Regions from separate parts of the Homo sapiens genome. Here region 2 is linked to region 1. Evidence: chromatin loops called from intact Hi-C (ENCODE). Cell type or tissue: left ventricle myocardium inferior. All regions are shown on one strand. Each heading gives the region's core, and the rest is flanking DNA. Links, peaks and the distances in the headings are about the cores only. Region 1 holds the start of SLC28A2 (solute carrier family 28 member 2). Region 2 has its middle 34 kb from the start of SLC28A2-AS1.

Evidence for each region. Hi-C counts contacts between places; a loop is a spot of excess contacts. Peaks named below come from ENCODE experiments on the same cell type or tissue, not always from the same donor. Only the 100,000 strongest peaks of a DNase experiment are listed, where the experiment ranks them.
Region 2: it touches region 1 in a loop (7-fold over the local background); 2 of 110 quality-filtered maps call a loop at or near these places.

What each region holds. Positions count from the first base shown.
Region 1 is chr15:45,246,350-45,258,885 of GRCh38, reverse strand. It overlaps SLC28A2 (solute carrier family 28 member 2), which reads right to left and starts at 6,652. Exons shown (of 18, transcript NM_004212.4): 1 at 6,608-6,652; 2 at 5,590-5,686; 3 at 5,366-5,454. The coding sequence starts at 5,670. SLC28A2-AS1 (SLC28A2 antisense RNA 1) reads left to right here. Exons shown (of 5, transcript NR_120335.1): 2 at 2,888-2,934; 3 at 3,519-3,556; 4 at 4,952-5,020; 5 at 6,814-7,305. In left ventricle myocardium inferior, for the core only: a CTCF peak has its summit at 5,294; no DNase peak of the experiment used is centred there.
Region 2 is chr15:45,307,383-45,319,918 of GRCh38, reverse strand. No RefSeq gene overlaps it. Among named protein-coding and RNA genes, the nearest start is that of SLC28A2-AS1, 34 kb to the right of the region's middle. In left ventricle myocardium inferior, for the core only: a CTCF peak has its summit at 4,820; a DNase peak (open chromatin) is centred at 4,811.

The sequences.
Region 1 (12,536 bases), core at 2,035-10,034:
CCTATAGCATGGCAATTCCACTCCAAAGTATATACCCAGTAGAAAGGTGTATTTATCTTTACTAAAAGACATGCACAAAAATGTTCATAGCTGCACTATGATAGCAAAAGCATAGAAACTACTAAAATTCAGACCCACAGTAAAATGAGCAGATAAACTGTGGTAGATTCTTACAATGAAATACTATACAGCAATTAAAAATGTACAAAGTACAATATATGCAATAATATGGAAGAATCTCCAAAGCACAATGTAAAGCAAAAGAAGCAAAAGTATATATATGGTATATTTTCATTTAAAGTATAAATTAGACTTCCCATATAAAGTCCAAACACAGGCAAAATTAATCTATGATGCTAAAAGTCAGGATAATGATTACCCTTAGGGAGGCTGACTGAAAGGAAACATAAAATGGTTCTTGGGTACAGATAATGTTTTGGTTCTTCATCTGGTCGATGGTCATATGGTTGTATTCACTTTGTGAAAATTCATTAAGGCTTATGTTTATTTTTCTGTATGCATGCTATGCTTTATTAAACATTACACTAAAAAGGCAAAAAAAACTGTACCAGTTAAACTATGGCATGCAGTCCCAAAAACATAAATTAAGAATAATAATAATAAAATAAAATTTGACAAAAAAAATATATAGTATATATATTTTTGAGACGGAGTCTCACTGTTGCCCAGGCTGGAGTGCAATGACATGATCTTGGCTCATTGCAACCTCCGCCTCCCAGGTTCAAGAAATTCTCCTGCCTCAGCCTCCCGAGTAGCTAGGAGAACAGGTGCCCACCACCATGCCCACATATTTTTGTATTTTTAGTAGAGACTAGGTTTCACCATGTTGGCCAGGCTGGTCTCAAACTTCTGACCTCAAGTGATCTGCCTGCCTTGGCCTCCCAAAATGCTGGGATTACAGGCATGAGCCACCATGCCCAGCCCCAAGGAATATTTTTTAAAGGAAAAACTAATGCAAATACATGAGCCATCAAGTTTTAATGTACATTGTAAACAATGATATCGTGTTAAGTACTCAGAACTGTGTCAGTGAAACAAAAGATTTAAAAATAAATCCAAATCATCACATTAACTTAATAAAGTCGAAGCAACATCAGAATAGAGAAAGAACTCACAATTTAATAACTTGCTAGAAAAGTGGGTATCAGTATGGAAAAGCATCAGCTTAAAGCTACATGTCAGATTACTCCCTACAAAGCACCCCAGATCATCAGAGTTAATCAAACAAAAGAACAAGAAGAAAAAGAAATAAATACTTAAAAATCAATACAGAAACAAAACAGAATTGAAAAATGTACACATGAAGAAATTACAAAGTCTGTTATCTAGATTATATACATAACTTATTAACATGTATTTATTGAATTTTGAATGTTATGGCATTTTAAGTATAAACTATGGGTAAAGCATTGTTTCCAGTGTTATAGGAGACAAAAGGATGAAATAGACATTGATCTTGCCCTCAATGTATTTACAGTCCAGTATAGGGGATATAATATACATGTAAGTCTATAACAAAATGTCAAAAGCTTAAAGTGTTATAAGAGAGGGTCAGATAGAATGTTATGGAAGTTTGGAGAAAGAAGGGACCTTTTAGTACTGGGGCCAGTGAGGTTGAGGGGAGGAGAGGCAGCATCAGGGAAAGTTTCATGGACATGATTGCTCTTGAGTTGAGCCTTAAAATATGTGTTGTATTTGGGCACAAAGACAAAAAATGAAGACAGTACACTCATAAGCAATGATGTAATGACATGCATGACATGGAGGCAGGAAACTGGGGATTACATATAAGGAACAGTTGATAGTTGACTTTCACTAGAGCATAGGGTGGCATTAGAAAGGGAATTGCAAGAGTTAATGTTGGAAAGTCAAGTTGGATACAGATCCTGGTTGTGGGGAAGAGGTTTTGGGGAGAATTGAATACCAGGCTGTGGAGTTTGGCTTTGTTCAGGAGCAACTGGAGAGCTACAGAGGTTTGTGATATAAGGGAGTTCAGACATACTTTAGGTAGTTTTGGTAGAAGCTATATAGGATAGATTGGCAGGAGGTGGGGAGAACTGGAAACAAGAAATCTATGTGGGTTCTATTAGAGTTGGTCAGGAGAAAGGAAATGAGGTTCAAAATCCAGAACTTACTTTAGTTGATAAAGAAAAGTAGGCCGGCCACAGTGGTTCACGCCTATAATCCCAGCACTTTGGGAGGCTGAGGTGGGCAGATCACCTGAGGTCAGGAGTTCAAGACCAGCCTGGCCAAGATGGTGAAACACCATCTCTACTAAAAATACAAAAAAAAAATTAGCTGGGTGTGGTAGCACGTGTAATCCCAGCTACTCGGGAGGCTGAGACAGGAGAATCGCTTGAACCCGGGAGGTGGAGGTTGCAGTGATCACACCACTGCACTCCAGCCTGGATGACAGAGTGAGACTCCGTTTCCAAAAAAAAAGAAAAGAAAATCACACGTAGAAATATGGAAAGTAAGGCAAATGGAGGAAAATGTGTAGCTTTACAAAAATTTAAAGAAATGCAAGTTAAGGTCAGGCACATGGCTCACACCTGTAATCTCAGCACTTTGGGAGGCTGAGACATGAGGATTGTTTGGGCCCAGCAATTCAAGACCAGCCTGGGTAATGAAGTAAGACCTCATTTCTCAAAAAATAAAAATAAATGCAAGTTAGAACTTTAAGGCATGATTTTATATCTATGTAACTAGTTAACATGGTTTATATGAGAAAATATAAGGTCGATAAGACTTGAAGGGAACTGGACATGTTATATATCAGAGCAGTTTAAGGTGCCAACAACAGTCTGGCAAAAAAAAATTACCAAGATCCTTTCAGCTAAGTACTAATATTATTCTTGTTTTACAGGGTGAAAACTGAGGTTTAGAGAGGGTAAATAACTTGCCCAAAATCTGGTAAGTGCTAGAGTCAGTGGTGCAGGGGAAGCTGGCCTGCGCTGGCTTGAGAGAAGTGATTGTTACATTTTCAGGAATTGTGCAAGCCATTACTAAAAATTAAAACTATATAAACGTATAATTAAATTACATTAAAGACAAAGGTAATAAATACTAAAAACTCATCATTTTCTAATTATTTTGCTACATTTTTCTGTCATGTGAGCTCATGAAGTTATTCATGTCTGCTGTATGTGTATGGTGGAAATTTTATATAATGATACATCTCTTCCCAACTCCTTGTTCAAGTAACCCTTTGGTTACTTGAAATCAGCCATGTTGAGAGTTTTTACGTTACAGGCGAATACTGTAAATAAGGTCTTAATTTATTATTTCATCTAGACTAAAGATTAGCAAGCTGTGGTCTGTGGGCCAAGTTCATCTCACCTTCTTTTTAAAAATTAAGTTTTATCAAAACACAGCCATGCTCATTTGTTTAGTATCACCTGTGGCTGCTTTCCTACGAAAATGGTAGAGTTTAATAATTGCAACAGAGACCACATCAACCACAAAACCAATAATATTTACTACCTTATCTTTTACAGGAAAAGTTTGCCAACCCCTGGTCTTACTCCTCATTAAGGTGAGCAAAAATATTAACCAACATTCATTGCAAAACTACATGTGGACAGCCGGTTCTTTCTTCTTTTTTTTTTTTCAAGACGGTCTCACTCTGTCCCCTAGGCTGGAGTACAGTGGCACGATCATGGCTCACTGCAGCCTTAACCTCCTGGGCTCAAGTGATCCTCCCACCTCGGCCTCCTGGAATAGCTGGGACTACAGGCACGCACCACCATGCCCTGCTAATTTTTAAAAATTTTTGTAGAGGCAGGTCTCACTATGTTGCTCAGGCTGGTCTTGAATTCCTGGGCTCAAGTGATCCTCTCACCTCAGCCTCACGAAGTGCTGGGATTACAGGCATGAGCCACTAGCCCGGTGGAGAGTCAATTCTTAAACATTTACTAGCATACCACTGTTCAAATATAGACACAAGCAATGTGACTCACATGATTAACGGCCACACTGCTAAGTAAAATATGAAATATCATGTAAGCATGAAAAACTTACAAAGAATTTACTGTCAATTCAGTATATATAAAACATGATAATATAAAAATTTTTAGAGAGAAGCAAATTGTGAATAAAACAATTAAAAATTTTAAGAAGTCACTGAGGTAACTTTCAAAAATAAAGAGAAGAAAATATAAAAATAACCTTTTGTTTGGAAGCTGCTCTGAATCATCTCCATATATAGTCATGTGTTACTTAACAACAGGGATACATTCTGATAAATTCAACATTAGTCAATTTCATAATTATGCTAACATCTTACAGTGTACTTATGCAAACCTAGATGGTATAGCTTACGACACATCCAAGCTATATGGTGGATCCTATTATTCTTAGGCTGCAAATCTGTTCAGCATGTTTCTGTACTTAATACTGTAGGCAACTATAGCACAATGGTAAGTATTTGTGTATCTAAACATATCTAAACATAGAAAAGGCACAGTAAAAATACAGTATTATAATTTTATGGGACCACCGTTGTGTAATGATATACACCGTTGATATACATGATTATACACCATTGTATAATGCGGTCCATCATTGACTGAAACATCATTATGTAGCTCATGACCGTATTCCCTTTAGAAGCTATCCAATGTCCTCTTCTCAGCTTTTAGTGTATGACTTCTGCACTCTTTTATAAATACCCACTGTTTTCCAGACCATGGAACATTGCTTCTTTCCATATGATCTATTTTACTCAAACAATTTTCTTTGACATTACTTCTGGGACCAGATCCACAAACAAATTCAAAGATTTTTCTCACTCCTCCTTCCTAGACCCCTGTTCACATAGCACTGTGGACTGTACCTTCTTCATTCTTGAGACTCTTCTCTTTTGACTTCTAAGATCTTTTTTACTGTCTTTATTATCCTTATAATAAGTCCTTCTGTGTTTTCTCCCCAGGTTTCCCTTCCTCTCCACCATTCCCAAATCTGAGTATTCCAGAAGAGCTACTGTTTTTTTAATGATATGGTAAATTAATTTCTAAAGGGATTAAAATGAATACCTACCTGTTGTAATGAAAATAAATGTATAACATAAAGCAATCTGCAAAATAGTAAGTATACACTCAAAATCTGTTAGCCATTATTACCATTGTTATTATTTTTATTTTCAGTCCAACCAACACTGATACTGCTGAACTCCTTTTTTTTTATGGAGTTTATGGCACATGTTTAAGTTAATTAATTATGTAAGATACATATATATATGTACACATGGTAAGGTGGAGCGGTTGTGATAATACCACAAGCTGCCTGAAGGGGCAGCCCACCCTAGATCCTTTCCTAACTGAACAAGATTCCAAAACACCAGTACCTCTGGTAAGTGGAAGGGCCCAGTCCATCCCCCAGGCTGTGTCCTTGTGCGTCAGTCCTCTTGCTTCCCTCAGGCTCTACTTCTTTTTCCTACAAGCACAGAGAGCATTGGGATCAGTCATGGAGCCCTGCCAGGGATGATGGGGATTGAGAGCAGCCAAATACCCTACAGGAGCCCATGCAGCAGCCCACAGCTCTGCAGAGAGAAACTAAACTGGTGATTACCATGAGCTCCAGCCCCGGGTTCACTGTGCCAGTCTCCACTGTGGACAGAGCAATGGACTGTCTTCCACTTGCTTTCTCCATCTCCTGTTCTCCTCAACTGAAAAACAAATTCAGGGCCAAGCCTGAAAGATTGGTCATTCTGTTCTGTGGGGATGGGGAGAATTTTTAGGACCAGTTACCCATGGAAAACGCAAAACTAAAAGTCTTTGAAGGCTTAGTTGATTTCTTTAAGAACTGAGAATTGAGAAGATTGGATGTGTAATTTTTATATAATAAATAATGAAAAATAAAATCCTATTTCCTCTTGTGAATAGCTAAAGAAGAGGCAGTAAGATAGGAGAAGAGAAATGAAAGGCAGTGGAATTGAAATGAATCAGTGGGCCGCCCAGGGCCCCAGGATCTGGGCTATAAAGGTTCCTACTTGGACCCTCAAAGAAAGAGTCACAGGGTAACTACTCCTTTTAGCCCCAGGGAGGCCCCACTGAGCTTGCTGAGTAAGAAGGAAACAGGGAGGAAGGCAGTTGGGAAGACCCGGACCCTAAAGTATTGCTGAACAGATAACAATTTACAGGCCTTCAAATTCCTGACTATAATGTAGCATAAGAATTGGTTTTTTATGCCCCAGAGAGAACTCATCAGTGAAATTAACAAAACTTACATTTAAAATAATTAGTATGAATGTTAATGATCCCAAGTAAAGTTTTTAAACAAAATAAGCAAACATTTGGGCCTCAGAATAAGCAAATTTAATACATGGACATTCACAATTAGAATATAAGTTCATTCTGAGATATTTATTTACTTTGCAGAAAATTCCCTTCCCCATGGAATTGCTTTTGAAAATGTGATCTCTTCAAGCATTTGAAGTATAATTTCATTAAACACACATAACCAACTTATATTGTGTAAATTAGGGCCTTCCTGACTAGGCACAAAACTACCTGCATTTAGTTTAAATATGATCTCTTTAAAAATTTGTAAATTAGGCACCTGCCCTCCCCCAAACACCTTTACTTACCCCAGCTTGTGGAATTGATTCCCTCTGGCTCCTCAGTGAAGGACTGAAAGAAAAGCTCAGCTGCGAGGGAGGAGGGGCAGCTTGGGTGGGGCATGGGGGCTTTCCTGCCATTGGTTAGTTTTATGTCTTGGGCCCTCCTTCGCTGAGCCTGCCCTCAATGTAGAGGAGGACTGCACCTCTCAAGTTAAATATTATATGTTTTTAAGACTGTTTTGCAGGCCTAAGACTTATGCAGAGGTGGCGCCCGCCCGTAATCCCAGCACTTCGGGAGGCCGAGACGGGCGGATCGCTTGAGACCAGCCAGGATAACATGGCGAAACCACATCTCTACAACAAATACAAAAATTAGCTGGGCGCGGTGGCACACGACTGTGGTTCCAGTTACTCGGCAGGCGGAGGTGGAAGGATCCCTTGAGCCTCTGGAGGTGGAGGTTGCAGTGAGCTGTGATTGCGCCACTGCACTCCAGCCTGGGCGACAGAGTGAGACCCTGTCAGAAAACAAAACAAAACAAAAGAATTCTGTAAGAACTTCTAACAGGTACATTCCTGTAAGCATTACCCACCACTGGACTAGGCACTGGGTAGCCTGTAAAATACAGTAAGAGCCGTCTCTGCACCCAGAAAATTTACCATCATTTTGTGCTGGAAAGACATGCCCTAGAAAACAATAAACAGCACGACTGTACATGATTCCATGCCAAATGACTGCTAGGAATTATTTTATTAATCCATTCAACAAATACTTATTGAGTAACCACTATTAGCCAGCCACCGTTTTCCGTGTGAGGACATAAAAATGAGTGAGACAAGGTCTCTGCCATCAAAAAACGAACAGATCAGTGAGGAAAGACGGATGTGTCAAGAAAGGCTTTGCAGGTCGAGCGCGGTGAATCACGCTTGTAATCCCAGCACACTGGGAGGCAGAGGCAGGCGGATCATTTGAGGTCAGGCGCTCGAGACCACCCTGGCCAACATGGCGAAACTCCATCTCTACTAAAAATACAAAAATTATCCGGGCATGGTGGTGCAGGCTTGTAATCTCAGCTACTCAGGAGGCTGAGGCAGGAGAATCATTTGAACCCAGGAGGCAGAGGTTGCAGTGAGCCATGATCATGCCACTGCACTCCAGCCTGGGTGAGCGAGACTCCATCTCAAAAAAAAAAAAAAAAAAAAAAAAGAGGGAGAGAAAGACTTTACAGAGCTGGTAACACTTATCCTGGCCTGGAAAGAAAGAAAGAAAGCTTCCTATGACGCCCTCTGGATAAAACTTAGGACCCCTCCCTGCACTCTGATTGCACCATGTTGTTGCTGAACCCTATAGAGCACATACCATCGCCTACTAGACAGTGATCTCCTCAAGCACAAGCTCTCTGTCTTTTTTTTTTTTTTTTCCTTAGACAAGGTCTTGCTCTGTCACCCAGACTAGAGTGCAATGGCACTATCATGGCTCATTGCAGCCTCTAACTTCTGGGCTCAGGTGATCCTCCCATCTCAGCCTCTGGAGTAGCTGGGACCACAGGCGTGTACCACCACACCTGGCTAAGTCTTTTTTTAATTTTCTGTGGGGATAGGGGTCTCAATATGTTGCCCAGTCTGGTCTCAAACTCCTGGGCTCAAGCCATCCTCCTGCCTTGGCCTCTCAAAGTACTGGGATTATGGGTGTGAGCCACTGCTCCTGGCCAGGTTCTCTATCTTGTTCTTCACTGTATCCCTAGGCTCAAGGCCCACCACAATATTATTAGGCAATCAATAAATATTTGTAAAATATGTGAAAACAACATCACCACCACAGATTCTGGCTTAGATTATTTGGTATGTAGATGCGGATTCCAAACACCAAAGTAAGGACATATTTCTGTTTCCCCAGTTCTGCATGTGTATGTGCGCAGACGTACACAGAATCCCTCACAGAGTAGATGTGTGTTGTATTCTGGATCGAGAGCAACTCACTTTACCTTTCTGGGCCTCTTCCATCTTTCCCACCCTGCCTAATCCTATCTCATAAGATTATCATGAAAATTAAGTAATTTAATACAGAAGAAAGAACTTGGAAAAATATTACATGACTTTGCAATTGTGGAGCACTGTTGTAAGATCTTATATTAATTCAGGAAAATAAGACACCAGTGTTGAAAGTGAACCTGCTTACAGATATTTTCAAGCTGTTGTCCTATATGTCAATATGACTGTGAAGTGTCTCTTGCTCATTCTATCTTATACATGTATCTTATATCTTTTTGTATATTTTTAAATACATATATACCTGTAAATCTTATATATATATAAGATATATGTATAAGATAGAATGTATACAAAAATATATAAGATTACAAAAGGATATATATCTTATATCTTTTTTTTATTTTTACCTTATTTGTGTACATATGTATGTATTTATTTTAGAGACAGGGTCTTGCTTTGTCATCCAAGCTGGAGTTCAGTGGTGAGATCATAGCTTACTGCAGCCTGAAACTCCTGGGCTCAAGTGGTCCTCCTGCCTCAGCCTCCTGAGGAGCTAGGACTATAGGTGTGTGCCACCACATCCAGCTAATTTTTAAATTTTTATTCGGTAGACCCAGGATTCTCACTATATTGCCCAGGCTGGTTTCGAACTCCTGGCCTCAAGCAATCTTCCCACCTAGGCCTCCCAAAGTGTTGGGATACAGGCTCCAGTCACCACGCCCCAACAGTTTTTACCTTAAATAATTGCCACTTCCGGGGCTAAGTCCAAGCATAATGATAGGCACAGATCCTAGTATTCTGTTCAGGTGAAATGATGCCAGTGATCACACCTCTGTCTTCTCTCACCCTCCCACTTCCCTTTTTCTTTCCTTATAGAAGATGTAAAAACCCATATCTTCATCTTCTAAGTGCAGGCCATAGTACTCCTCTCACTTTCCCAAGGGATCCAGATTTTTTTTAAACACAAATATTGACATAACCCAACTGCCAAGAGGAAAAGATTTAACCTAGCAGGTACCTCCCCTTGATTAACTGACTTGGGCCCCATTGTTTGTTTTTTGCCTTATCACATATAGTTTGATGGATGAACTTTCTCATATTACAGATCAGGAAGAATAAAGTGATTTACCCAGAGTCAAAACCTTAGTTAGTGACTAAGCCAATTCTATATCCTGAGTCCCTTACTCCCAGTTCTAAGCTATTTCTGGGCTGCAAGGTTAAACATAAATAAGAGATCCTCTGTTTCTACAGCATTTTATAGTCTTTCAAAAGATTTTTCTATACTTTCACTATCCTTGTAATATTCCTGTAAGGTAAGCAAGTTAGCTACTAATCCTATTTTAGATCAAAAGAAAAAAAAATAGACTCAAAGAAGATGAGGAATTTGCCTAAAGTCATACAGTTAGTTAGGGGAGAGCCAGGATGAGAGGCTAGCTCTGGTCATTTCTGTGGAAGTTGAAACTTACAACTGTCCTAAAGGTTGTTAACTCTCCTAAAGCCTAGAGGTTACTCCTGGAAAATGAGGTGGCCTGCCAAAACCCATCTGGGAAATAAATACGATGTAAGTAATAGATGGTTTTATCCTTTCTGCTTTTATATCTCCTTCAATTACTGTAGAAGCAGGCAGAACTAGGGAGAGTATAGGGACTTAAAATTTTGGTCTTAATAGAGTAGCTGGCATTTAACTCACCCTCCTGTTGAAAACAACTAAAAAGACTGGACAAAATATATAAAATAAGTTTGAAGGCATTGCAGAGCAACCAGTAGCAGCAGGACTTGAGAAGTCTACAATCCTTGAGAGAAGCCCAAGAGAGTTGAGCTCTGGCAGGGCTGGCTCAGGCCTGTAACCCCAGCATTTTGGGAGGCCGAGGCACAAGGATCTCTTGAGTCCAGGAATTTGAGACCAGCCTGGGAAACATGGCTGGGGGTGGCGGTGCATGCCTGTAGTCCCAGCTACTCAGGAGGCTGAGGCAGGAGGCTCGCTTGAGCCCAGGAGTTCAAGGCTGCAGTGAGTTGTGATCATGCCACTGCACTCCAACCTTGGCAACAGAGGGAGACCCGGTCAAAAAAAAAAAGGATTTGTGCTCCAGCTCCACATTCATCCTAGCTCCTATTTTGAGGACACTTTATTTTTCAAATCAGAATGCAGACAAACAATATTTGGGACAGCCAAAATGGCTGCACTTTTTGGGAGAATAATAAAAAGAAAAGAACCACGGGCCGGGTGTGGTGGCTCATGCCTGTACTCCCAGAACTTTGAGAGGCCGAGGTGGGTGAATCACCTGAGGTCAGGAGTTTGAGACCAGCCTAGCCAACATGGTGAAACCCCACCTCTACTAAAAATTCAAAAAATTAGCCAGCTGTGGTGATGCACACCTGTAGTCCCAACTACTTGGGAGGCTGGGGTGGGAGGATCACTTGAACCTGGGAGGCAGAGGTTGCAGTGAGCTGAGATCATGCCACTGCACTCCAGCCTGAGCAACAGAGCGAGACTCTGTCTCCAAAAAAAAAAAAGAATTAAAAAACAACACCAAAAAAAGACGGGCCGGGCACAGTGGCTCACGCCTGTAATCCCAGCACTTTGGGAGGGTGAGGCAGGTGGATCACCTGAGGTCAGGGGTTAAAGACCAGCCTGGCCAACATGGCAAAACCTTGTCTCTACTAAAAATACAAAATAAGCTGGGCGCAGTGGTGCATGCTTGTAATCCCAGCTACTCGGGAGGCTGAGGCAGGAGAATCACTTGAACCCAGGAGGTGGAGGTTGCAGTGAGCCGAAACTGTGCCACTGCACGCCAGCCTGGGTGACAGAGTGAGACCCTGTCTCAAAAAAAAAAGCCAGAATACAGAAATACACACCTCTCAAATCCCTCTACCTTGTTCTTTTTTTTTTTTTTTTTTTTGAGACAGGGTCTCACTCTGTTGCCCAGGCTGGAGTACGGTGCACAATCTTGGCTCACTGCAGCCTCGATCTTCTGGGCTCAAGCAATCCTCCCACCTCAGCCTCTCAAGTAGCTGAGGCTACAGGTGTGAGCCACCATGCCTGGCTAATTTTTTAGTTTTTTTTTTTTTTTTTTTTTTTTTTTTTTTTAGCAGAGATGGGGTCTCACTATGTTTGTTGCCCAGGCTAAAATTCTTTCCACATTAAAGCATAATTTTTTTACTTGGATAGGTATTAACCATTAAAACCATCACATTCATAGGAGTGTGTTGCCTAAAATTTGTGTTGTAAATACAATGGAAATGTTTAAAAATCTTTATAAGTAATAAAGGTTGCTACTGACTTGGGTCAGAGGCAATGCAAGTTGAAAAAAAAAAAAAGAAGAAAGACCATGGGCAAAACAGGAGACTTGGGAAAGTTCCCCTCATGGTGCAGGCCTAGGAAAGGTGAGCAGCTATCACTGCAGGAAAGACACAAAGCTCTACCTGGATTGTTCTCATCTATCTCCCCTGCAAAACTGCCTTGGATCACTGGGAGAGGGGAAAAAAATTTGCCACCCTTGGGCCACAGGTGAAGACTCATTGCTGAGAGAAGTGAACAGAAAAAAAAATTTCTACCTCTGAAAGAGAGGCAGAAAACTGCCCTGGACCAAGGCCATTAGAGATTTCCTATTGCTGATGGAGGGACGATTGCTGATAATGCCCCACCTTTAAGACCCAGGGACATAACACCTGTGTAAGATTGAGGATGAGCCTGTAAAACAGAGGGCACTCTCCTTTTCCACACCAGGATAGCAAGAGTTGAGTAGAAAGTAACAGGCATTTACTTCTGTAAAGCGGGCGGGGGAATGTGTGGAGAGGGCCTTCTCTAAGGCATAGGTGCAAAGAAAAGACTTAAAGCTGAAGCTCAAGCAGTTATTGAGAAAAATCTTCATACAAGCCACCAACTCAATTCAACAAATCCAGCTCAACTTTTCACTAGATCGACTCAACCCCAAACACTAAGGATTTAGCTAAAGAAAGCACACGC
Region 2 (12,536 bases), core at 1,583-9,582, 61 kb before region 1:
TTGTTTTATAAAAATGCAGAATCCTATTTTACTTTTTTTAAAGTTATGTTGTTAGTACACAGAACGCTTTTTTTTTGTGGGTGGGAGGGGCATATGTCACTAATAGAATGTCTCTGAATCTGGATTGATTGACGTTGGGAAAACACCTTTCCCTTCTAGTTTTGAGAGACTTCCTCTCAGCTCCTAGGAGAAGGGATTTATTGATGTTGACACACATAGCCACCGTAGCACAAACACCCTGGAGGTGTGGTAAAACCAAAATTAACTTTTATGTCCTTTTCTCTCTTTCTGCCTTCAGCATTGACTTAACTCCTTTAAACGCAGACACCTGTTGGGACCTGACCTCCAATAGTTGGTTACCAGTGTGTCAGGCAATCTGGACTTTCCAGCGATGCCACTGAGATGGTCTCCGTTGAAAAAGTGGCAGTTCCATTTGTAGATTGTGAATCTTCAGATAAATTCTGCCATTGTAATTTCATTTCCTGAAAGTCAGGGTCTCCTTGTAAAAATGTGTTAAACAACATGCTAAACGTGGAGTGCCAACCGTCGCTTGAAACTTTCCCTACTCAGAACATCAGATAAAGATTTCAATAGGTTTTTTTTATACGTATATACTTTAAGTTCTAGGGTTCATGTGCACAACATGCAGGTTTGTTACCTAGGTATACATGTGCCATGTTGGTTTGCTGCACCCATCAACTCATCGTTCACATTAGGTATTTCTCCTAATGCTATCCCTCCCCCAGCCCCCCAGCCCCCAACAGGCCCCGGTGTCTGATGTTCTCTGCCCTGTGTCCAAGTGTTCTCATTGTTCAATTCCCACCTATGAGTGAGAACATGCGGTATTTGGTTTTCTGTCCTTGTGATAGTTTGCTGAGAATGATGGTTTCCAGCTTCATCCATGTCCCCACAAAGGACATGAACTCATCTTTTTTTATGGCAGTATAGTATTCCATGGTATATATGTGCCACATTTCCTTAATCCAGTCTATCATTGATGGACATTTGGGTTGGTGCCAAGTATTTGCTATGGTGAATAATGCTGTAATAAACATATGTGTGCATGTGTCTTTATAGTGGAATGATTTATAATCCTTTGGGTATATACCCAGTAATGGGATGGCTGGGTCAAACGGTGTTTCTAGTTCTAGATCCTTGAGGAATCGCCACACTGTCTTCCACAATGGTTGACCTAATTTACACTCCCACCAACAGTGTAAAAATATTCCTATTTCTCCACATCCCTCTCCAGCATCTGTTGTTTCCTGACTTTTTAGTGATTGCCATTCTAACTGGCATGAGATGGTATCTCATTTTGGTTTTGATTTGCATTTCTCTGATGACCAGTGATGATGAGTATTTTTTCATGTGTGTGTTGGCTGCATAAATGTCTTCTTTTGAGAAGTGTCTGTTCATATCCCTTGCCCACTTTTTGATGGGGTTGTTTGTATTTTTCTTGTAAATTTGATTAAGTTCTTTGTAGATTCTTGATATTAGCCCTTTGTCAGATGGGTAGATTGCAAAAATTTTCTCCCATTCTGTAGGTTGCCTGTTCACTCTGATGGTAGTTTCTTTTGCCCCGCAGAAGCTCTTTAGTTTAATTAGATCCCATTTGTCTATTTTGGCTTTTGTTGCCATTGCTTTTGGTGTTTTAGTCAGATTTCATTGGTTTTTATACTGGCTTTCTGATTTTGATGGTCCACGGAAGGAGGAAGTTTGAACGTTGTTGTATACTGTTAACAACTGTCTGCCCATGTCCTGCCTGGACTATCATAATTGTTTATGAAGAGTATCTTTAATAAAGCTGGATGCAGTTTGACTTAGGAAAAAATATTAATTATAAGAGCAAACACTGGAAACAACTAAAGGAAAATGGCTAAGCTAATTACAATGTAATATTTAAATATTATTTAATTAAATAAGTTACATTAAAAAGATAATCATTAATTTTAAAAAGCACTAATGTAATGTTTATATAATATTAAGTGAAAAAGGGCAGAAACAGTATATACATTTTACATATGTATATATCAACTACATTAAAAATACACAAAGAAAAAAGTCTGGAAAGAAATAACATAATTCATCAATTCTAAAGATGCATTTTCCACCATCACACACATTCTCTAAAATTGGGTCACATCGTACACCAATGCATTAAATGTAGTGTCCTTTTTTTCTAAAAAGCTATTGGAATATTTGAATTTCCATTAATGTATTACTTTATTTTTTTTAATGTCAATGAGCTTATCTGGGTAGTGAGATTATGGGTCATTTTGTGTTCTTCTTTGTTCTTTACTATATATTTTTTAAAACTGTATTTTAAATTTTTTAGGAGATTGTCATGGGAAACCCTAGGCAAATTTCTGTTATTAACATGTAATGATTTGTTTTCATTTTCTTTTAGTAGGACAAGGGAGCTAACAAATAATGATTATTAAGAAATTTTTGATAGGATTTGTGTGATCCTTCCCAGACTCCGTGTGTTTGTACTACAATATGGAAAGAGTATGTGCAATGTTTGCAGAACACATGTAAGAAGTCACACTCTTCTTCGTTAATGCTTACTTGCTATTTAATGATTCCGTTAGAAAACTGAGATGGAGGTCAGGTGCAGTGGCTCACACCTGTAATCCCAGCACTTTGGGAGGCCAAGGTGGGCGGATCACTTGAGGTCAGGAATTTGAGACCAGCTTGGCCAACATGGCAAAACCCCACCTCTACTTTCCATTTCATTTCATTTGAAAGCCTAGTCCAGAGACAGGAGATTCTCTTTATTTTTGGCAAGGTTCTAAATGGCTAAGTGATGAAAGGAAAAGGGAATCCTAGTACACTGTTGGTAGAAATGTACATTGGTACAGCCATTATGAAAAACAGTATGGAGGTTCCTAAAGAAATTAAAAATAAGGCCAGGCATGGTGGCTCATGCCTGCAATCCCAGCACCTTGGGAAGCTAAAGCTGGCTGATTGCTTGAGTCCAGGAGTTTGAGACCAGCCTAGGCAACATGCAAAACCCCGTCTCTACTAAAAATACAAAAAATTAGCCAAGCATGGTGGTGCGTGCCTGTACTCACAGCTACTCAGGAGGCTGAGGTAGGAGAATCACCTGAGCCCCAGAGGTTGAGGCTGCAGTGAGCCAAGATTGCGCCACTGCACTCCATCCTGGGCAGCCAAAGTGAGACCCTGTCTCAAAAAACAAAACTACCATACAACCTAGCAATCCCTCTTCTGGGTTACATTCCCAAAGAAGATGAATTCACCATCTCATAAAGATATCCGCACTCGCATGCTCATTCACAATAGCCAAGATATGGAAACATCTAACTGTCATCAAGAGATAAATGGAAAAAGAAACTGTATATATATAAAATGCAATACTATTCAGCCACTGAAAAGGAGATCCTGTCATTTGCCACAACATGGACGGACTTCAGAGGACATTATGTAAGTGAAATAAGCCAGATACAGAAAGAAAAATATTGCCTGATCTCATTTATATGTAGAATCTTTTTTCTTAAAGTCAAATATATAGAGATAGAGAGTAAAACAGTGGTTACAAGGCGTTGCGGCGGAGGAGAAGAAATGGGAACACATAAGTCAAAGGTTACAAAGTAGCAGGTGTGTAGGATGAACAAGTCTAGTGATCTAATGTGCAGCATAAGGACTAAATAAAATTGTATTCTATTAGGAATTTTTGTTAAATAAGCAGATTTTAGCTGCACTTATTGCACACAAAAAAGTAACTATGTGAGATTATAGACACGTTGATCTGCTTCACAATAGTAACCATTTTCCTATCCATGTGTATCCCATAATATTGTTATAAACCTCAAAATACACAATAAAATTTTTATGGCTAGGGCCAGGTGTGGTGGCTCACAACTGTAATCCCAGCACTTTGGGAGGCCAAGGCGGGTGGATCACCTGAGGTCAGGAGTTCAAGACCTGCCTGGCCAACATGGTGAAACCCTGTCTCTACTAAAAATACAAAATTAGCCAGCCATAGTGGCAGGCAACTGTAACCCCAGCTACTTTGGACGCAGAGGCAGGAGAAGTCCTTGAACCTGGGAGGTGGAGGTTGCAGTGAGCTGAGATGCACCACTGCACTCCAGCCTGGGTGACAGAGGGAGACTCCGTCTAAAAATAAAATAAAATAAAATAAAAAATAAAATAAAATTAAATAAAATAAATGGCTAGGTGATTATAATACCACTTATTTATTAATCTTTTCCATATTGATTTAAAATGATGCCTGAGTAATATACAAATCTCTCATATATACATTCTTAGACGCTCAATACTGCTCCCTTGAAGTATAGGTTTCTGCATAATATACCAAACTGTTTTAATCATTGTAACTTTGTGATTAAATATCTAATTAGGTCAGTGTATTGGTTATCTATTGCTGCATAACAAATTACCCCCCAAATTCAGCATCTTAAATCAACATTTATTATCTCACACAATTTTTGAGGGCCAGGAATCTAGGAGCAGCTTAGCTGGGTGGTCCTGATTCAGGGTTTCTTATGGAGTTGCAGTTAACGTGTTGGTAGGGGCTGCAGGCACTTCAAAGCTTGACTGGGGCTGAAAGATTCACTCCTAACTCATTCCTGTTGCTGTTGGCAGGCATCAGTTCCTCATCTGATGTTGGCCAGAGGTTTTGATTCCTTGCCTTGTAGACCTCTCCATAAGGGCTGCTCACATCATGGCAGCTTGCTTCCTCCAGACCGAGAGTGTGTCCGGAATTGGCAAGTTCTTGGTCTCACTGACTTTAAGAATGAAAGTGCGGACCCTAGCGGTGAGTGTTACAGTTCTTAAAGGCGGCGTGTCCAGAGTTTGTTCCTTCTGATGTTCGGATGTGTTCGGGCTTCTGGTGGGTTCCCGGTTTCGCTGGCTCAGGAGTGAAGCTGCAGACCTTCGCGGTGAGTGTTACAGCTCATAAACGCAGTGTGGACCCAAAAAGTGAGCAGCAGCAAGATTTATTGCAAAGAGCGAAAGAACAAAGCTTCCACAGAGTGGAAGAGGACCCTACCCAATTGCCACTGGGGCTCGGGCAGCCTGCTTTTATTCTCTTATCTGGCCCCACCCACATCCTGCTGATTGCTAGAGCCCAGTGGTCTGTTTTGACAGGGCGCTGATTGGTGCCTTTACAATCCCTGAGCTAGACAGAAAGGTTCTCCACATCCCCACCAGAGTAGCTAGATACGGAGTGTCCATTGGTGCATTCACAAACCCTGAGCTAGACACACGGTGCTGATTGGTGTGTTTACAAACCTTGAGCTGGATACAGAGTGCCGATTGGTGTATTTACAATCCCTGAGCTAGACATAAAGGTTCTCCATGTCCCCACCAGACTCAGGAGCCCAGCTGGCTTCACCCAGTGGATCCCGCATGGGGGCTGCAGGTGGAGCTGGCTGCCAGTCCCGCGCCGCGCCATGCCCCTGCACTCCTCAGCCCTTGGGTGGTTGATGGGACTGGGCGCCGTGGAGCAGGGGGCGGCGCTCATTGGGGAGGCTCGGGGGGCACAGGAGCCCATGGAGGGGGTGGGAGGCTCAGGCATGGCGGGCTGCAGGTCCCTAGCCCTGCCCGGCAGGAAGGCAGCTAAGGCCCGGCGAGAAATCGAGCGCAGCGCTGGTGGGCTAGCACTGCTGGGGGACCCAGCACACCCTCCGCAGCCGCTGGCCCGGGTGCTAAGCCCCTCATTGCCCGGGGCCGGCAGGGCCGGCCGGCGGCTCCGAGTGCAGGGCCGGCTAAGCCCATGCCCACCCGGAACTCCAGCTGGCCCGCAAGCGCCGCTCGCAGCCCCGGTTCCTGCTCGCGCCTCTCCCAGCACACCTCCCTGCAAGCTGAGGGAGCCGGCTCCGGCCTTGGCCAGCCCAGAAAGGGGCTCCCACAGTGCAGCGGTGGGCTGAAGGGCTCTTCAAGTGCCGCCAAAGTGGGAGCCCAGGCAGAGGAGGCGCCGAGAGTGAGGGAGGGCTGTGAGGACTGCCAGCACGCTGTCACCTCTCAAGAGGACAAAGAGAGACACAGATTGGGAGAGAGAGAGAATGCACATGTCCAAGACAAAAACCACAGTCTTTTTTAACTTAACCCACAGTCTTTTTTAACTTAACCCCAGAAGTGATGTTCCATTACTTCTATCTTATGCTGTTGGTCACACAGACCAACCCTGGTTTAATAGAGTTGCCAGATTTAACAAATAACAGAGTATTCCCAGTTAAATTTGATTTTCAAATAAGCCATAAATTATTTAGTACAAGTATATTTCATGCATATAAACATATTTGGGACATACTTATACCAAAATACTATAAATTGTTTAACTGAAATTTAAATTTAACTGGGCATCTTATATTTTATCTGGCAACCCTACTACCCTGGTACAATATAGGAGGGGATACTCCAGGGTGTAAAAACCAGGAGGCAGAGATCATTTAGGGCCATGCTGGAGGCTGGCTCTATTTAAGGGTTAGTCATCCCTTACCACTATTTAAATTTTTTTTGCAGTCAATTTCATGTAACTACTCTTCCAGTTGGACTAAAAATCAAGTCAAGTTACAAAAAAAATTTAATTATAGTTTTTGTTGGGATTTCATTGAATCCATAGATTAATATAGAAAAAAATGGATATAAAATGCAATTTTCTGATCAATCCTTTTATTTTATTTATAAAGAAAAGAGGTTTAATTAGCTCTTGGTTCTGCAGGCTGTACAGGAAGCATAGCTGGGGAAGCCTCAGGAAACTTACACTCATGGTAGAAGGTGAAAGGGAAGCAAGGCACAACTTACATGGCTGGAGCATGAAGAAGAGAGTAAAGGGAGAGCTGCTACACACTTTTATTTTATTTTTTACTTCTTTATTTTTAAATTTTACTTTAAGTTCTGGGATACATGTGCAGAACGTGCAGGTTTGTTGCATAGGCACACATGTCCCATGGTGGTTTGCTGTACCTATCAACTTGTCATCTAGGTTTTAAGCCTCGTATGCATCAGGTATTTGTCTTAATGCTCTCTCTCCCCTTGCTCCCCACACCCCAACAGGCTGCAGTGTGTGATGTTCCCCTCCCTGTGTCCATGTGGTCTCATTCTTCAGCTCTCACTTATGAGTGAGAACATACAGTGTTTTGTTTTGTTTTCTGTTCCTGTGTTCATTTGCTGAGAATGATGGCTTCCAGCTTCATCCATGTCCCTGCAAAGGACATGAACCCATTCTTTTTTATGGTTGCATAGTATTCCATGGTGTATATGTGCCATATTTTCTGTAGGCAGTCTATTACTGATGGGCATTTGGGTTGGTTCCAAGATTTTGCCATTGTAAATAGTGCTGCAGTAAACATATGTGTGCATGTGTCTTTATAGTAGAATGATTTATAATCCTTTGGGTATATACCCAGTAATGGGATTGCTGGGTCAAATGGTATTTCTGGTTCTAGATCCTTGAGGAATCGCCACACTGTCTTCCACAATGGTTGAACTAATTTACACTCCCACCAACACTGTAAAAGTGTTCCATTTCTCCACATCCCTCTCCAGCATCTGTTGTTTCCTGACTTTTTAGTGATCACCATTCTAACTGGCGTGAGATGGTATCTCGTTGTGATTTTGATTTGTAGTTCTCTAATGACTAGTGATGATGAGCTTTTTTTCATATGTTTGTTGGCCGCATAAATGTCTTCTTTTGAGAAGTGTCTGTTCATATCCTTTGCCTACTTTTTGATGGGTTGTTTTTTTCTTGTGTAGATTCTGGATATTAGACCTTTGTCAGATGAGTAGATTGCAAATATTTTCTCCCATTCTGTAAGTTGCCTGTTCACTCTGATGATAGTTTCTTTTGCTGTGCAGAAGTGCTTTAGCTTAATTAGACCTCATTTGTCAATTTTGGCTTTTGTTGCAATTGATTTTGGTGCTACACACTTTTAAACAACCAGATCTCATGAGAACTCACTCACTATCACAAGAACAGCAAGGGTGATGCCCATCCCCATGATCCAGTCACCTCCCACCAGGTCCCCCCTCCAACACTGGGGATTACAATTTGACATGAGATCAATCCTTTTATGTCCTCTATTAAGTTTTATATTTTTATTCATCTAGGTCCTGCTTACTTCCTGTTAGGGTTTGTTGTTGTTGTTTTGATTTGTGATCAAAAAAATTTTACTTGTGATATTTTTGAACTGGTTGTGGTTGAAATATAAGAATACTATTAATTTTTATGTATTGTTTGCAATGACTGCCTTAGTGAATGCTCCTATTACTTCTTTTTTTTTTTTTAATAGAGATAGAGTCTTGCTCTGTCACCCAGGCTGGAGTGCAGTGGTGTGATCTCAGCTCACTGTAACCTCCACCTCCTGGGTTTGAGCGATTCTTCTGCCTCAGCCTCCCGAGTAGCTGGGATTACAGGTGCCTGCCACCACACCCGGCTCTTTTTTTTTTTTTTTTTTTTTTGTATTTTTAGTAGAGACGGGGTTTCACCGTGTTAGCTAGGATGGTCTCAATCTCCTGACCTTGTGATCCACCTGCCTCGGCCTCCCAAAGGGCTGGGATTACAGGCGTGAGCCACTGCGCCTGGCCTATTTCTAATAACTTTTAAGTTGATGCCCTTAGGCTTCCCAGGTATATATGATAATGTCATTTGCAAATAATGACAATTTTACCACGTCCTTTTCAATGTTTAAACCTCATATTTTGGTTTTTTAACTGACTATACTATCAAACAATTATAATTTTTATGAAAAAAGCTTGGACTAAGACAAAATCTTTTGAACTGGGGAAAATAGTATATAGGAAAACTATTTTACACATTTTATTATTTAGATTGAGGCTTAAATGTGGTATGATATTTCCAAACTACACCTCCAAAAGCTAAGAACCAAAACTTTCACTTAAAAAGCTTTCCAGAATTGTAGTTTGTTTAAATATTCCATATCTGCATTGCTTTGAAAGAACTTGAAACAAAGTCTGAATTCCAGGTGCAGCCTGACTTTTTTCTTATCATTTCAGATAAAAGTTCAAAGGGAACTTTTCAGAGGGCTTCAGACATATCATTATCCCAAAGAGTTTATTAAATAAAGAGCTTTGGATCAGGAAAACAAGAACCCCAAGTTATATAAGGGTGAGTCTTCTGCGAATCTAGAGGACAGGCCACCAGCACAAAAACAACATTACCCCAGCTTTCAGAGGAATGCTGCAGCCTTCGCCAGGCATTGGCTCCTGTCCTTTAACAACAGTTTGTTAACACTTTCTTGAGCAGTGGGAGTGGCAGGTTTTTCACAAGGGAGACTGGGGTAGCAATCTGGAGGGAAGGGGAAGCTAGAGGACTTGTCTCAAGGCTACTTCTGCGTAGTAAATAATGTGTGTTCTAAATATGCTTTTTTTTTTTTTTTTTGAAACAGGGTCTCACTCTGTTGCCCAGGCTGGAGTGCAGTGGTGCATTCTTAGTTCACTGCAGCTTCCTCCTCCCAGGTTCAAGCAATTTTTCTGCCTCAGCTTCCAGAGTAGCTGGGCCCACAGATGCATGCCACCACACCCGTGGGGCTTTTTGTTTGTTCGTTTGTTGTATTTTTCGTAGAGACAGGGTTTTGCCATGTTGGCCAGGCTGGTCTCAAACTCCTGGCCTCAAGTCATCCGCCCACCTCTGCCTCTCAAAGTGCTGAGATTACAGGCGTGAGCCACTGCGCCCGACCAAAAATATGCTTCTGTCTATAATTACAAACTTTTGTTTATGTATTAATTATGATTCTGGAGGGGGGTTGCGGAGTTTATGAAAATTGGTGGCCGGCGGGGGGGAGATAAGGCTCTCCCAGGCCATTCCTTCCCCTTGCCAGTGCTGTAAAGAACTGTTCTAAATTGATGGAGAGAAGATTTCGAGTGCTATCACAATACACACATGCAAACACACACACACACAAAGGTAACATGAGGAGATGGATATGTTAATTTGCTTGACTGTAGTAATCGTTTCACTGTGTTTATGTATATACTACTTAAAATATACACTTTTTATTACAAAAAAAAGAGACAAAAATAAGTCGTATGGAAATATAAAGTTTAAAAAGATACAATTCTTGCCCTCAAAATAGCATATAGTCGAAACAAAAGGGTAGGGCACAAAGAGAGGGCAAAGCATGAATCAAAGAAAAAGACTGAGGTAACTGCTGATTATGGGCACAGTACATAACCAACTGTTCCACCTTGAGGTTACAAATGAAAACATCAATGTTGAGGGCTAAGTTGGTTTTAAATTCTGACTTAACACGGTGTTGATGGTGGCAAAAGACCTCCATGGAAGGGGGTGTAGGAAGAAGGAAGGAGAAGTGTCTTTTTCCTAGCACCCCCGGAAATGAGGTCCTAAGCCCTGTTGAGTCCAGAGAGGCACCTCGTCCCATCACACAGCTAATTATGTAGCAGCTCTTCGGGAAGAGGGGTTTCAAATCCTCCAGAGAGTTCAACACAGGTCTGGAGACTGAAAACAACCCAGGTGGAGCAGCTTCATTCAGCACTTACTGTGTAAATATGTTATTAAGCACTATATTGGGGATAAAATAGGACAAATATGTTCTCTATCTTCAGAGATATTGTTTGCAATGGAAGAAGTTTTCCTCTCTGCCACCTCACAATCACACTCAGGATCTTACCTGTGCATAATCATTCAGAAGGATCCACCAAAACAACTGGGCTTGCATTTTCCAGAAGCTTCTTGTCCTCGAGACTGTGTGCTCCTTATGAATAGAGTGCAAACAAATGCGACAAAAAATGTAGAAGATGCTCAGCCCATTATTATTATTATTATTTTTTCTAAAGATAGGGCATCACTGCAGCCCAGGCTGGAGTGTAGTGGTGCAAACATGGCTCACTGCAGCCTCGACCTCTAGGGCTCAAGCAATCCTCCCACCTCCCAGCCTCCTGAGTAGCTGAGACCACAGGTGTGTGCCACCATGCCTGGCTAATTTTATAATTTTCTGTAGAGATGGGGTCTCCCTGTGATGCTCAGGCTGGTCTCAAACTCCTGGCCTCAAGCAATCCCTCCACCTTGGCCTCCCAAAGTGGTAAGATTACAGGCATGAGCCTGGACAGTTCTCTTTAACTCTCAAATGCCCACATCAGAAAAGACAGTACAAATGTAAGCTGATTTTCCTATTTCTCTTTAGGGGCACTGTGTTAACAACAGTTTCTAACTTAATGAATGCCAATTGTGAGCCAATTTAAACCAAATAAACCAGGCCAAGTCATTCTATTACACAGTAGATCAGAGCAAAACCCATTCTAGCCTGGACCAGTGGCATCCAAACAATAACCTAAATGCCTGGGGAGAAAGGCCAATTTAATTAACATTCCACCCTGAACTCTTTTTTTTTTTTTTTTTGAGACGGAGTCTCACTGTATCAGCCAGGATGGAGTGCAGTGGTGTAACCTCAGCTTACTGCAACCTCTGCCTCCTGGGTTCAAGCAATTCTCCTACCTCAGCCTCCTGAGTAGCTGGGGCTACAGGTGAGTGCCACCATGCCTGGCTACTTTTTTGTATATTTAGTAGAGACAGGGTTTCACCATGTTGGCCAGGCTGGGTCTTGAACTCCTGACCTCAGGTGATCCGCCCGCCTCGGCCTCCCAAAGTGCTGGGATTACAGGTGTGAGCCATAGCGTCAGGCCCCTGAACTCTTGATTCTATCCACCATCCCCTCCTCCAAAACCTCTTCCTCCCCAAGCCTTCTCCACCTCAGAAAATGGCAACCCCATCATCCAGCCAGTTGCTTCATCCAGAGACTGGGGAGTCATCTTTAATGCATCTACTTTCTAACTTCCCAGATCTAGTGACCACATCCTGTCAATTCTACCTCCAATTTCTCTTGAATTCATCTACTTCTCTTTCCTCTGGCATCACCCTGATCCAAGTCATCTTCATCTCCCTCTAAGAAAACTGCAATGGCTTCCTAGCTGATCTGCTTACTTCCACTCTTACAGGAATCCATCAGATTCTTCAGAGACCTAATAGGTCTCTTTTTCTCCACATACCTAGCTCATCATAGCACTCATCGCAATTTATTTAAATATATATGTATGTATGTATGTATGTATGTATATAGCTACATATATTTGTTTATATATGTGTGTGTGTATACGTTTATGGAATGTTGCTCTCCTCAGAATTTAATCTCCATGAAGACAAAGTCCATGTCTGATTTTCTTTCACTGAAGTATTATTCCTAGTGCCTAACACAGTACCCAGCATATAGTCAGCATCAATAAAACTTGTTGGAAGAATGAAAGAATGAATGAACGAATGCTTTGTGGAATCCCTGCATGACAGAAGTCCTTCTGTTCACAATAGACAACTGCAGTCCAGAGCCCATTCTCTTAAAAGTCTTTCTTTTAACCTCAAAGCCACATGAGTCAATTCCTCAAAGAGAATGCACTTACTCCTCCAGGCTGATTATACAGTGACCTTCCAGCAGAGCCATTTAGGAAGAAAAGAGTCAGATCTCTGATGGAGCCAGACTAGATGGAGAGAAGCCAAATGAGAATTCCCTTTCTAATGCGTT